2 separate regions of the Homo sapiens genome follow, and region 1 is linked to region 2. Evidence: chromatin contacts called from ENCODE Hi-C data. All regions are on one chromosome and are shown on one strand. Each heading gives the region's core, a stretch centred on a gene start or an enhancer-like site at or near the end of the contact. The rest is flanking DNA. Distances are from core to core; before and after follow the strand shown. Region 1 holds the start of COMMD4 (COMM domain containing 4). Region 2 holds the start of PTPN9 (protein tyrosine phosphatase non-receptor type 9).

Region 1 (6,425 bases), core at 1,962-4,461, 240 kb before region 2:
AAGGGAGTTAGCAACATGGTGAAGCAAGTTCAAGGAGCTTTTTGAGAGACAGTGTCTGTAATGCTCCAGGAAGGGCATTCTGAAATGTATTCTGAGATAGAGACAAAACTTGTTAATATCCTATAGGGAGGTCAGGCATGGTGGCTCACACCTGTAATCCCAGCACTTTGGGAGGTCAAGGCAGGCGGATGACCTGAGGTCAGGAGTTCAAGACCAGCCTGGCCAACATGTTGAAACCCTGTCTCTACTAAAAATACAAAATTAGCCAGGTGCAGTGGTGGTCACCTGTAGTCCCAGCTACTCAGGAGGCTGAGGCAAGAGAATCGCTTGAACCCTGGAGGCGGAGGTTGTAGTGAGCTGAGATTGTGCCACTGCACTCCAGCCTGGGCGGCAGAATTAAATTCCGTCTCAAAAAAAAAAGGGGGGCCGAGCGCAGTGGCTCACGCCTGTAATCCCAGCACTTTGGGAGGCCGAGGCGGGCGGATCACGAGGTCAGGAGATTGAGACCATCCTGGCCAACACGGTGAAACCCCGTCTCTACTAAAAATATAAAAAAATTAGCCCGGCGTGGTGGCGGGCGCCTGTGGTCCCAGCTGCTCGGGAGGCTAAGGCAGGAGAATGGCGTGAACCCAGGAGGTGGAGGTTGCAGTGAGCCAAGATGGCGCCACTGCACTCCAGCCTGGGTGACAGAGCGAGACTCCATTTCAAAAAAAAAAAAGAAAATCATATTGGGAAATAAAACTGCCATCTTTGGGTGTTATCTTTTCCACTGGACAGAAACCCTAAGTTAACATATATACATATTCTCAAGAATATTCATAACATATTCTGTAGTATATTTCCCTACACTAGTGGTTTTCAAAGCATGGTCTCAAATGTCACCTGGGAATATAGACACGCAATGCTCAGGCCCCACCTCAGTCCTATTGAGTTAGAAACTCTGGTGTGAGGCCCAGCAGCCGGTTTCACAAGCCCTGCAGGTGATGATGATGCACTCTAATGTGTGAGAACCACGGCTCTAAATAGTCAAATCATCTTTTTTTTTTTTTTTTTTTTGAGACGGAGTCTCACACTGTTGCCCAAGCTGACTGAAATGCAGCGGTGCAATCTCGGCTCACTGCAGCCTCCACCTCCCGCGTTCAAGCGATTCTCATGCCTCAGCCTCCTGACTGGCTGGGATTACAGGCACCCACTACCACACCCTGCTAATTTTTTTTGTTTTTTTTCAGTAGAGACAGGTTTTGCCATGTTAGCCAGGCCACCGCTCTCGAACTCCTGACCTCAGGTGATCTGCCTGCCTCGGCCTCCCAAAGTGCTAGGATTACAGGCATGAGCCACCGTGCCCAGCCTTTATTTATTTATTTATTTATTTATTTATTTATTTTTATTTTATTTTATTTTTCTGAGATGGTCTCCTTCTGTTGCTCAGGATGGATGGAGTACAGTGGTGCCATCATGGTTCACTGCAGCCTCCACCTCCCAGGCTCAAGAGATCCTCTGACCTCAGCCTCTTAGGTAGCTGGGACAACACGTGTGCACCAGGACAAGCGGGTAATTTTTTGTAGAGACTGGGGTCTCCCTATGTTGCACAAGCTGGTCTAGAACTCCTGGGCTCAAGCGATCCACCGGCCTTGGCCTACCAAAGTGCTATGATTAAAGGTCTTAACATTCTTAAAAAATTTTTTTGACATGGTTTAGGATAGTCTAGTAACTTAACGTACTGTTGTTTTCAACAGGCTAGTGGTTATGATTTGTAAAAGAACTCTTCAGAAATGAGCTCAATTTTACCATGAATTGGGGACACTTTACATTTCTATTTTATAGTGCAGTTTAATTGTCATGGGCTCTGTCTTTTAAAAACCTGAAAGCCTGCAACAATAAAACCAGCTGCACCTGTTGCATGGGATAGGCATGGAATTGAGGAGAGAGCTCAAACTACAGTCAGCCCTCTGTATCCTGAGGTTCTGGATCCTTGGATTTAACCAACTGTGCATCGAAAATATTTGGAAAAAGTAAAACAATAAAAAAACACAGGTCGGGTGCAGTGGCGGGCGCCTGTAGTCCCAGCTACTCGGGAGGCTGAGGCAGGAGAATGGCGTGAACCCGGGTGGCAGAGCTGGCAGCGAGTGGAGATCGCGCCACTGCACTCCAGCCTGGGCAACAGAGCAAGACTCCGTCTCAAAAAAAAAAATTAAAAAACTTTATAACAGCTATTTACAAAGCATTTACGTTGTATTAGGTATTATAGTAATCTAGAGATGATTTAAAGTATACGGAAGGATGTGCACAGGTTATTTGCAAATACTATGCCATATTATATCAGGGACTTGAGTATCTGTGAATTTTGGTATCTCTGGGGTCCTGGAACCAACATCCTGAGGTTACCAAAGGACGACTGTATTCAATTTTGTCTCTGGTTATTAGTCTATTCTCAAATGTATTTTTCTTGTTGTTTTGTCTTTTTGTTTTTGCCTCTTCAAGTCAATGTCGGAAACTTAGTTGTTCTAGACTACCCATTAGCTCAGAGCTACCAGTAATCAGACTACCACTGCAACCTAAGCAACCGATTTTTCTTCCCCATCAGACTGGCAAAAATTAAGATAAGCATCTATTGATGTTGAAGCTGTAGGGAGTTTTCCTGAGCAAGTAATTATGACAGCCCTTTTTGCTAGGCACCTAGATGATTCATCAAAATGAAATAAAATACCCATGCACTTGAAGAAGTTATCTGGTTTATTTCCTTACCTGGGTGCTGGTTATGTGAGGTGTACAGTTGATGAAAACTTATTAAGCTTTATAATAGGTACAATTTTCTGTATGTGTAGTAGACGTCAATAGTTTTTAAAATGTCTTTTGCCACAGCCCGCAGCTGTGAATAATGCTATTCGCTTAACAGTGGAAAACGTGTCAATGACCTGAAACACCCTGGCTCCCGGGATCCTACCCCCTTAAGTTAAACAAATGAAATAACTTCCACTGTCTTTCCTAATGTCTTAATTCGGTCCTCAGTTAAACTGGCGGTTGGCGCCAGTTTTTTCCAGGGAAGGATTCTGGGAGACGGAGGAGGAGACGCCAGCATTTCGCCCCCTGCACCTCCAGCGGGCTGCGGTCCGCTCCCGGCCTCACTCGAGCAGGCCCCGCCCTCCCAGAGGCAGTTAGTCCAAGTCACGTGATCGTCGACTCAGCTGACCCTGCGGGACCGGAAAAAGAAATTCCCGGGCCCTGGCTTCTTGGCGCGATGGTGAGGCACTAGGGGCGAAGCGAGGCTTGGGCTGCTGGAGCGGGAATGAGGGGGCGCCAAGTGGCTCCGGAAACTGGGGGAGGTTGTACTGGCCTCTCCGCAAACACAGTGTGTGCGGGCGTGAGGGCTGTGAGTCTGGTAGGGAAAAGTCCACCACTCTCCCGCTCCCGAGACGGGGGCGGGGGTACGGGGCGGGTAAGACAGAGCAGGCCGGCCGGCTTAGAGTCCCGGTGCTTCCCTGGCGGAAGGAAGGGCCCCTGCCTCCCGGGGCAGGAACTAGGGCTTGTCTGGAGCTGGGAGTCCTTTCAGGTCTTCCCCATCCCCAAGAGGACCTCCCAAGGATACCCCCTTCCCCAGCCCTGCCGTGGGGCTTGTACAAGAAGGTGCTTAGAATCAGGCTCACTCTTCCACACTGTTAGGAAGCCCCTCCGCTCTTTCCAGAGCCAGAAAGTAGTAGTTTTGGGGTTGAGACTTATCCATCCATCCATCCAATCCATCCATCCGTACGTTCTAAGCGCCTGGTCTATACCATGAAGTGTGCTAGGCACTGGGAGGACTTGAGCTGCCAAGGGAAGGGGAAATCGGAGGCTTGAATTGGAGTCATAGCTAAGGCTCCAGGGGCAGAGACCTAACTGCGCCTTGTGTGTAGTGCTAAGGGGGCTTCCTAAGGATGCCATCAAACTTAAAGGCGGATGGATGGCAGGAGCTGGCTGGCTGAAGTACAGTTTGTGTACCAGGGGTAGGGAGGCAAGGGTGGGAGACGTGTGTCTTCAGACAGGGAACAGCATGTGCAGAGACTTCAGGTTAGAGAGAGTATGGCTCCCCAGGAATGGATGCATTTCCCATAGCTGGGAGAGTATCATCTGCAGGTTAGGGAAAGATGAGGCTGGACAAGTAGAGAACAAATCTTCCTGGCTCTTGGATCACCACAATCAAGATAATGAACGTATCCACTGGCCTCCATAATTTCCTTGTGTGAGGGGCTATTTTAAGAAGTATAATCAAGAAAGGCTGTTCTGGCTGGGTGCGGTGGCTCATGCCTGTAATCCTAGCACTTTGGGAGAGTGAAGAGGGTGGATCACCTGAGGTCAGGAGTTCGAGACCAGCATGGCCATGGCACTCCAGCCTGGGCAACAGAGGGAGACTCTGTCTTATTTTTTTATTTTTTAAAAAAAGAAGGGCTGGTCTGATGTGTCACTTAAAGGATAGCAAGCCACTGGCCAGGCGCCGTGGCTCACGCCTGTAATCCCAGCACTTTGGGAGGCTGAGGGGGACGGATCACTTGAGGTCAGGAGTTCAAGACCAGCCTGGCTAACATAGTGAAACTCTGTCTCTACTAAAAATACAAAATTAGCCGAGTGTGGTGGCACATGCCTGTAATCCCAGCTACTTGGGAGGCTGAGGCAGGAGAATCACTTGAACCTGGGAAGCGGAGGTTGCAGTGAGCCGAGGTCGCGCCATTGCACTCCAGCCTGGGGAACAAGAGTGAAACTGTCTCAAAAAAAAAAAAAAAAGGATAGCAAGCCACACAGAGAGTGCAGCAGGCATGGAGGCGGGAGCAAGGCTGGTGTGCCCCAGCAGCAGCAGGGAAGCTGGAGTGGCTGGAGTTGTGTGGGTATGGGGAAGAGGGGAGAGAGTTCACTCGTCTCTGTGAGGCCCAGGACTTTGTTTTATCCCATGCTGTACCCCCAGCACTTAGAGTGGGAGCTAGCACAGAGAAGGTGCTTAATTGATGTTTGCTGAGCAGATGAATGCCTGGAGTAGACCTCAGAGCAGGGTTTGGTGGCAGGGTGGGTCAGGGAGAGAGTTTACTCAACAGCCTGGTGATAGGGGAGAACAAGAGGCCAGAGGGTATCCATCTATGTCGGGGACCAGGGGTCCCTGGTGGGCAGCAGTGTGGGAGACACACGGATCCTGGCCACACCTCAGGCCTCCCTCCAGCCTGATTACCTGCCTCCCTCCCTTGCAGAGGTTCCGGTTCTGTGGTGATCTGGACTGTCCCGACTGGGTCCTGGCAGAAATCAGCACGCTGGCCAAGATGGTTGAGTGCACAGGGTCTAGTCTGGGTGGAGGAGGGGTGTTGGGGGTGGGGATTGTGGGTGTAGAGGATGGTGAGGTTTCTCTGGGGCTAGGGCCTCAGTGCTCTCAGCCTGTGCTACCATGCTTTGTGACCTTGATCAGTGGCTGGCCTGCTCTGAGCCAGTCCCCAGGAAGGAGGGGTGAGGTTTGCCAGCCTGGCTGATGTAAGGACTTCCCTTCCAGTCCTCTGTGAAGTTGCGGCTGCTCTGCAGCCAGGTACTAAAGGAGCTGCTGGGACAGGGGATTGATGTGAGTACAAGATCCAGCACCCCATTGTCCCATGACCTTATGACCACCACTGCCCTGAAACTCTGCACTAGGCCCAGGGAGACGGGTGAGCCAGCCTCTCAACCTCTCTGGGCACCTCCCTTCCTTCTTTCCAGCCTGTCTGTTCCTTATCGCAGGATCCAGGCTGGGGGTGAGGGGCTGGTGAGCAGGGGCCTGGCACCCCCTGAAGGTCTCCTTTCCCCATAGTATGAGAAGATCCTGAAGCTCACGGCTGACGCCAAGTTTGGTGAGTATCCCGCTGAGTCTATAGGCCCCAGGCAACCCTGGGAACTTGGCCTGGTGCCTGGTACAGAGGGGCCCCCCACCCCTCCCAGCAGCATCCTTAACTTACCTTCCCTAGTGGAGGAGCATGAGGGAAAGAAAGACCGACAGTCCCACCTTCCTGTCCTCTGCCAGCTCCTGGTGGAGCAGTAGCAGTGCCTGTGGCTCCAGGAGGCCTGGGGGCTTTGAGCTAAAGTTAATAGGGCAACAGGGAGGTGGCTGGACCCACAGTGACACCCCCTGCCCCACCCACGGGTCCCTCAGAGTCAGGCGATGTGAAGGCCACAGTGGCAGTGCTGAGTTTCATCCTCTCCAGTGCGGCCAAGCACAGTGTCGATGGCGAATCCTTGTCCAGTGAACTGCAGCAGCTGGGGCTGCCCAAAGGTACGGGTTGTGGGTGGGCAGCTGGGCAGCCTGTGGGCCAAGGGCTGCTAGAGAAGGGGACAGGCCCTGTGACCCTGAGGTGTACCTGCCCTGTCTGGGCCAGGAGCCCAAGCCAGGCCCCGACATGCTACCTCCAGAGCTACTCCATTCTACCCCCAGAGCACGCGGCCAG
Region 2 (5,700 bases), core at 2,208-4,707:
GCAGTGAGCCGAGATTGCGCCACTGCACTCCAGCCTGGGCAACAGAGCAAGACTCCATCTCAAAAAAAAAAAAAAAAAAAAAAAGAGTACTCTTGGCTGGGCACAGCGGCCCAGGCCTGTAATCCCAGCATTTTGGGAGGCCAAGGCGGGTGGATCACGAGGTCAAGAAATCGAGACCATCCTCCAACATGGTGAAACCCCGTCTCTAGTAAAAATACAAAACTTAGCTGGGCATGGTGGCACGCACGCCTGAAGTCACAGCTACTTGGGAGGCTGAGGCAGGAGAATCGCTTGAATCAGGGAGGCAGAGTTTGCAGTGAGCCGAGATCACAACGCTACACTTCAGCCTGGCAACAGAGCAAGACTCAGTTAAAAAACAAAAGGGTACTTCTGGCTGTGTGCAGTGGCTCACACCTGTGATCCCAACACTTTGGGAGGCCAAGGCGGGTGGATCACCTGAGGCCAGGAGTATGATGAGACTAGCCTGGCCAACACGGTGAAACCCCATCTCTACTAAAAATACAAAAATTAGCTGGGCATGGTGGGTACCTGTAATCCCAGATACTCAGGAGGCTGAGGCAGGAGAATCGCTTGAACCCGGCAGATGGAGGTTGCAGTGAGCCGAGATCACGCCATTGTACTCCAGTCTGGGCAACAAAACCCAAACTCCGGCCAGGCGCAGTAACTCACGACTGTAATCCCAGCACTTTTGGAGGACGAGGCGGGCAGATCATGAGGTCAGGAGTTCAAGACCAGCCTGGCCAACATGGTGAAACCCCGCGTCTACTAAAAATACAAAAATTAGCTGGGCATGGTGGCAGGCGCCTGTAATCCCAGCTGCTCGGGAGGCTGAGGCAGGAGAATCGTTTGAACCCTGGAGGCAGAGGTTGCAGTGAGCCAAGATCAGGCCACTGCACTCCAGCCTAGATGACAGGGCGAGGCTCTGTCTCAAAAAAACAAACAAACAAACAAAAAATCAAAACTCCATCTCAAAAAAAAAGAGAGTACTCTTATGTGATATTAAACTAAAATATGGTAACATTAGGCATTACCATAATTAGAACTATACTGCTTTTGTTTCAATATTTTGAAATGCTTGTAAAAAAATAATATTTTGTAGAAAAAAGAGATAAGATTTTAAAAACACACACACACACAATCTCTTGACTTTAATAAACATTTTGCCGTTTCCATCCTAGTCCTTGTTAATGCCCATCACATTCAATTCAGGGTAAAAGATAAGGTTTTTACTAGTTAAACACATCTGTATATATGTGTATGCACTATGTACAAAGTAAAGCCAATACCATGTCAATACTATCAATACTTTAATATTTACTTTTCCTGGTTTTAGTTTTCAAATTTGCAACGGATGCTATTTGCATAGAATACTGATGGCTTTAAGTCTTAAAAACAGAAATCTGACTGACCCAAGGAAAAGGATGAAAGAAAGAGATTTTGTCCCTTTAAAATCAGCCAACACATCCTATCTTAGTACTGAAGTACTTCCCAATTCTGGCAGAATGGGCTCCTTGGCCACCTGCTTGCACTAGGGTCTGACTAGCATTTTATTAACATCCAACTGCAGTTACCAGGACATTCATTACCACTGCTTGTACAAAGCAGAATTCTTTTTAAATTTTTTTCCCATACAGATTTCATCACCAGGTGTCAAAAGACAAAACCGTGGCCTGAGGCCAAATAGAAAAATGTCATCTCCACAAATAAGGAGAAAAGACAAGGACTTTAAAAAATCAGGTCAACAAGCCCATTAGCCAATAATAGTTTGTAAAACTGGACTGTCTTCACACTAGAGGCTGTGCTAGCAAATGTGGTCCTTGGAAACAAGAGCTGTAGAGCTTGAAATGGGTTGCCAGCATGGTTTGCCTTTTTCTTTTTTCATGTTTATTTTTATTTTTTTTATTTATAACATGGAATCAGACTATGACTATAATCGAGCATAGCTATGGCGGGGTATGGGCAGTGCCAAGGAAGAGACAGCGAAAAGCCCGTAGGGTTCCCAGTCTAAGCTAGCAGACCTTCCCATCTTCCTCAGGAGTGGTCCCTGTCTCCGCAGCTGGAATGTGCGGGAGGGAAAGTTACAAGGGCCCCCAAAATGAGACAGCAAACCACTTCCTTCTGAAAACTAAAGGTCATAGGCTTTTAAGGAACAATAGAGCTCAATGTAAGCTTCAGAAAGATGGAGACAGTCAGATGAGACGAGGGTAGGGAAGCGCGGGTGAGGAGATGCGCCCCGTCTGGGATAGCTGAATAGGGGGGTCAAGGCCAGGGACTTTAGGAACACGAGAAGGGCTGGATCTTCCATAACCTGCCCAAGTGGGCCTGAGAAACCTAAGAGGCTCCTCTGAAAATCTAGGGCATCTATGCATCCAATACTCTCAGCCCTCTCCTCGGGAAGGGAGATAATCCCCACAGGAAGCACCCCCCAAACTGGGGCTTTTCCTGCCCTTCAAAAGCCACAAACCCTCACGGAAAACATTTACAAGGGAGTGGAAGGGCCGGGGGCAAGCAGCGGTTCTGCAAATCTCGGGAAGAAGGCCCCTGGATCCAAGGAACTTTGCCCCTGGAATAGGGGGTGGGGTGCGGAGGGCACCGTCTGAGGCTGGTAAGCCTCGGCGAAAGAAGCGGCGGGAACGGGAGTAGGGTCCCGTGGGTCCCCCGACGAGGGGGTGGCGGCCTGGGGCGCGGTCGCCGGTGAGGGAGGCCCGCGAGCCGGGCACGGGAGCGGGGGGCTGCGGCCCCGTGGCTGCAAAGAGCCGGCACTCGGGAGGCAGAGGCCGGCGTAGGCCTCGGGGGCCCGGACACACCCAACGCGGCGGCCTCGGGCCCGCTTACCTGCTCCTCCTCCGGGGTCAGCTCCGGCGCCATGTCGGGCCGGGGCGCGGTCGCGGGCTCCATCCCCCCGCCACCGCCGCCGGGCGGACAAAACTCGCTCGCGAGCGCGGGAGCCCGGCGCGCTCGGCCTCCGCTTCCGCGTCCCCGCGCCTCAGCAGCCCGGGGCCGGCTCGCGCATAGTGTGGCCGGCAGGGCCCGGCGCCTGCAGCGGCCGCAAACGCCGCTTCTGCTTCCTTAAGAAAAATCTCTCCGAACTGCCGCTCTCTTCCGGGAGGAAATCCTTTTTTATATTATTCGCTCCGTTCCTCACACTCCCCCTTATCTCCTGGGGAAGAAAAAGTGCAGGCGAAGAGCTAACAGCCACTCGGGATTTAAAAGGAAATAGGAAATCAGGAACTTTTAGAGCCGGGAGCGAAGGGTCGGCGGAAATTTCCCGAAGGCCGCCGACCCCCTCGGCGCCCCGCTTCCTCGGCCGCGCTCCCGCTCCTCCACAGCGCCACAGAGCTCGGGGCCGCCCAGCCGGGCCGTCCTCGCGGACGCTGGCCCTGCGACCTGCGCGGCTGCCTCAGCCAGGCTCCTCGCGGGCGGCCGCAGCGAAAGGGAGGGAGTGGAGAGGGAGCGAGGGAAACGCGCCCCCCTCCTGACTCACGGCCAACGCTGCGGCCGCCCCGCGGCCGCCCGAGCCCCCCGCGGCTCCATTGAGAAACTGAGCGTCTCATTCACAAGCTGGCGGCGAGGAGGGCCCGGCGGAGCGAGGACGCAGTCCGGGAGGGGGAGACAGAGAGGAGCCCGGGCGGGGGAGGGGACCGGGAGGGGGAGGGGACCCGGGCGGGGAGGGGACCCTAGCTGGACGGAAGGCAACTCGACTGCGGGAGGGAGAAAAAGGAAGAAAAGAGTATTTCGTGAGGCTCAGATCCTCGGAGGAGGAGGAGAATACGTTCGTTTGCAAATTATCTGCTGACTGGCACCTCTCCTGGGGTTAACTTGCCGCTGCCACCTACGCGTGAGAAACCCACAATCCTCAACTATTTGTCGCTTGCAGCCTGAAAGACCCTGGAAAGGTTGCCTGCCAGGCCAGGATGCTTAGGTGGAAGGAATCGCACCTGCCTCCCTCTCTCTCCCTCCTTACTGGCTGCACCCTGTAATTCATCTCCAGTGTCGCTAATTTTAATCCCCCATAGAAACGACATCAGACTCCGAACATCATTCAGGAATGACGCGGCCTTTGCAGACCTTTGATTTTCACTAGGGCAAGTGCAGCAAAGGGTTCAGGATTAGGGGTACAGTCTTGGAGTCATTTGGGGAGGAATGGGGCATAGAGAAGGCAAGGCTGGGTCTGGTACGTTGTTGCATTATTCCAAGCCAAAGATAAATATTCCAAAGGGACCCAAAGTCCACAACTAGTTCCAAGGCTGAAGCCCTGGAGCCAGTCCTGAGGGACCCAAAGGAGGGGCCTTCAGACAACAGGAAGGTGCTGTGAGTTGTGATGCTCCTATGATTTTTTTTTTATTTTTTTTTTTGAGACGGAGTCTCTGTGTCGCCCAGGCTGGAGTGCAGTGGCGCGATCTCGGCTCACTGCAACCTCCACCTCCCGGGGTCAAGCGATTCTCCTGCCTCAGCCTCCTGGGTAGCTGGGATTACAGGTGCGAGCCACCACGCCCGGCTAATTTTTGTATTTTTAGTAGAGACGGGGTTTCACCATGTTGGTCAGGCTGGTCTCGAACTCCTGACCTTGTGATCCGCCCGCCTCGGTCTTCCAAAGTGCTGGGATTACAGGCAGGCGTGAGCCACCGCGCGCCTGGCTTTTTTGTTTTTCTTTTTTTGAGACGGAGTCTCACTCTGTCACCCAGGCTGGAGTGCAGTGGCGCGATCTCGGCTCACTGCAAGCTCCCCCTCCCAGGTTCACGCCATTCTCCTGCCTCAGGCTCCCAAGTAGCTGGGACTACAGGCACCCGCCACCGCGCCCGGCTAATTTTTATTTTTATTTTTTTTATTTTTTTGTATTTTTAGTAGAGACGGGCTTTCACCATGTTAGCCAGGATGGTCTCAATCTCCTGACCTCGTGATCCGCCCACCTCGGCCTCCCAAAGTTGTTGTTGTTGTTGTTGTTGTTTTAACACAGGGTCTCACTTTGTTGCCCAGGCTGGAGTGCAGTGGCGTGATCACAGCTCACTGCAGCTTCAAAGTCCTGGGCTCAAGCAATCCTCCCGCCTCAGCCTCCTGAGTAGGTGGGACTACAGGTGCACACCACTGCACCTGGCTAATTTTTTTTTTTTTTTTTTTGGTAGAGATAGGGGTCTTACTATGTTGCCCAGGCTGGTCTCAAACTCCTGGTAAACTGCCTTTGCAAAATTATAACTGATGATTTTATGACAGTGAAAGAAATCAGACCTAACTGACTCTATCTTGTTTCTAACCCTTAAGCTGTCCTTGTTCATTCCTGGGCATAGGCCGAACTAACTTTGGGAAGGAATTCAGTTCATGGTTTGACTCTGAAACAAAATTGATAATAGCCCTTTCCCGAAAAGACCCCCTTCTTCCCTGGGGTCCAGTCTGCCTTTGCAGGACTAACAGATTAAGCTACAAGATTAGAAATTACAATTTAGGGGTCATGCAGCCATGGGCTCCAAGAGTCTAAACCTCCCCAAACTGCTCCTGGGGATAACATCACTATTGTAAAACCTAAGATCAGTGCTTGAGATATTTTGCAGACCCTGCACCCAGTGCATCAGCTGATACCATCCAGACTGGTAATCTGGCCCAAATAGGTCTGCCATCCCAACCAGGAACAGAAGACAGCAAGAAAAACTCATTTCAACTCCCTATGATCCAATCTCAAACCTG

Evidence for each region. A loop is a pair of places that touch in the nucleus more often than their neighbours do. Pooled maps may share reads with other maps.
Region 1: a loop to region 2 is called in a pooled map, with 4 times the contacts of the local background. The contact joins the promoter of COMMD4 here to the promoter of PTPN9 in region 2. A Hi-C loop is called at or near these places in 5 of 50 pooled maps.

The regions. Positions count from the first base shown.
Region 1 is chr15:75,332,852-75,339,276 of GRCh38, forward strand. COMMD4 (COMM domain containing 4) reads left to right here and starts at 3,212. Exons shown (of 8, transcript NM_017828.5): 1 at 3,212-3,241; 2 at 5,211-5,282; 3 at 5,504-5,569; 4 at 5,795-5,834; 5 at 6,134-6,253; 6 at 6,413-6,425. The coding sequence starts at 3,239. RefSeq lists enhancers at 3,046-3,095, 3,436-3,605.
Region 2 is chr15:75,575,858-75,581,557 of GRCh38, forward strand. PTPN9 (protein tyrosine phosphatase non-receptor type 9) reads right to left here and starts at 3,458. Exons shown (of 13, transcript NM_002833.4): 1 at 2,857-3,458. The coding sequence starts at 2,919. RefSeq lists silencers at 2,666-3,065, 3,326-3,815 and an enhancer at 3,025-3,623.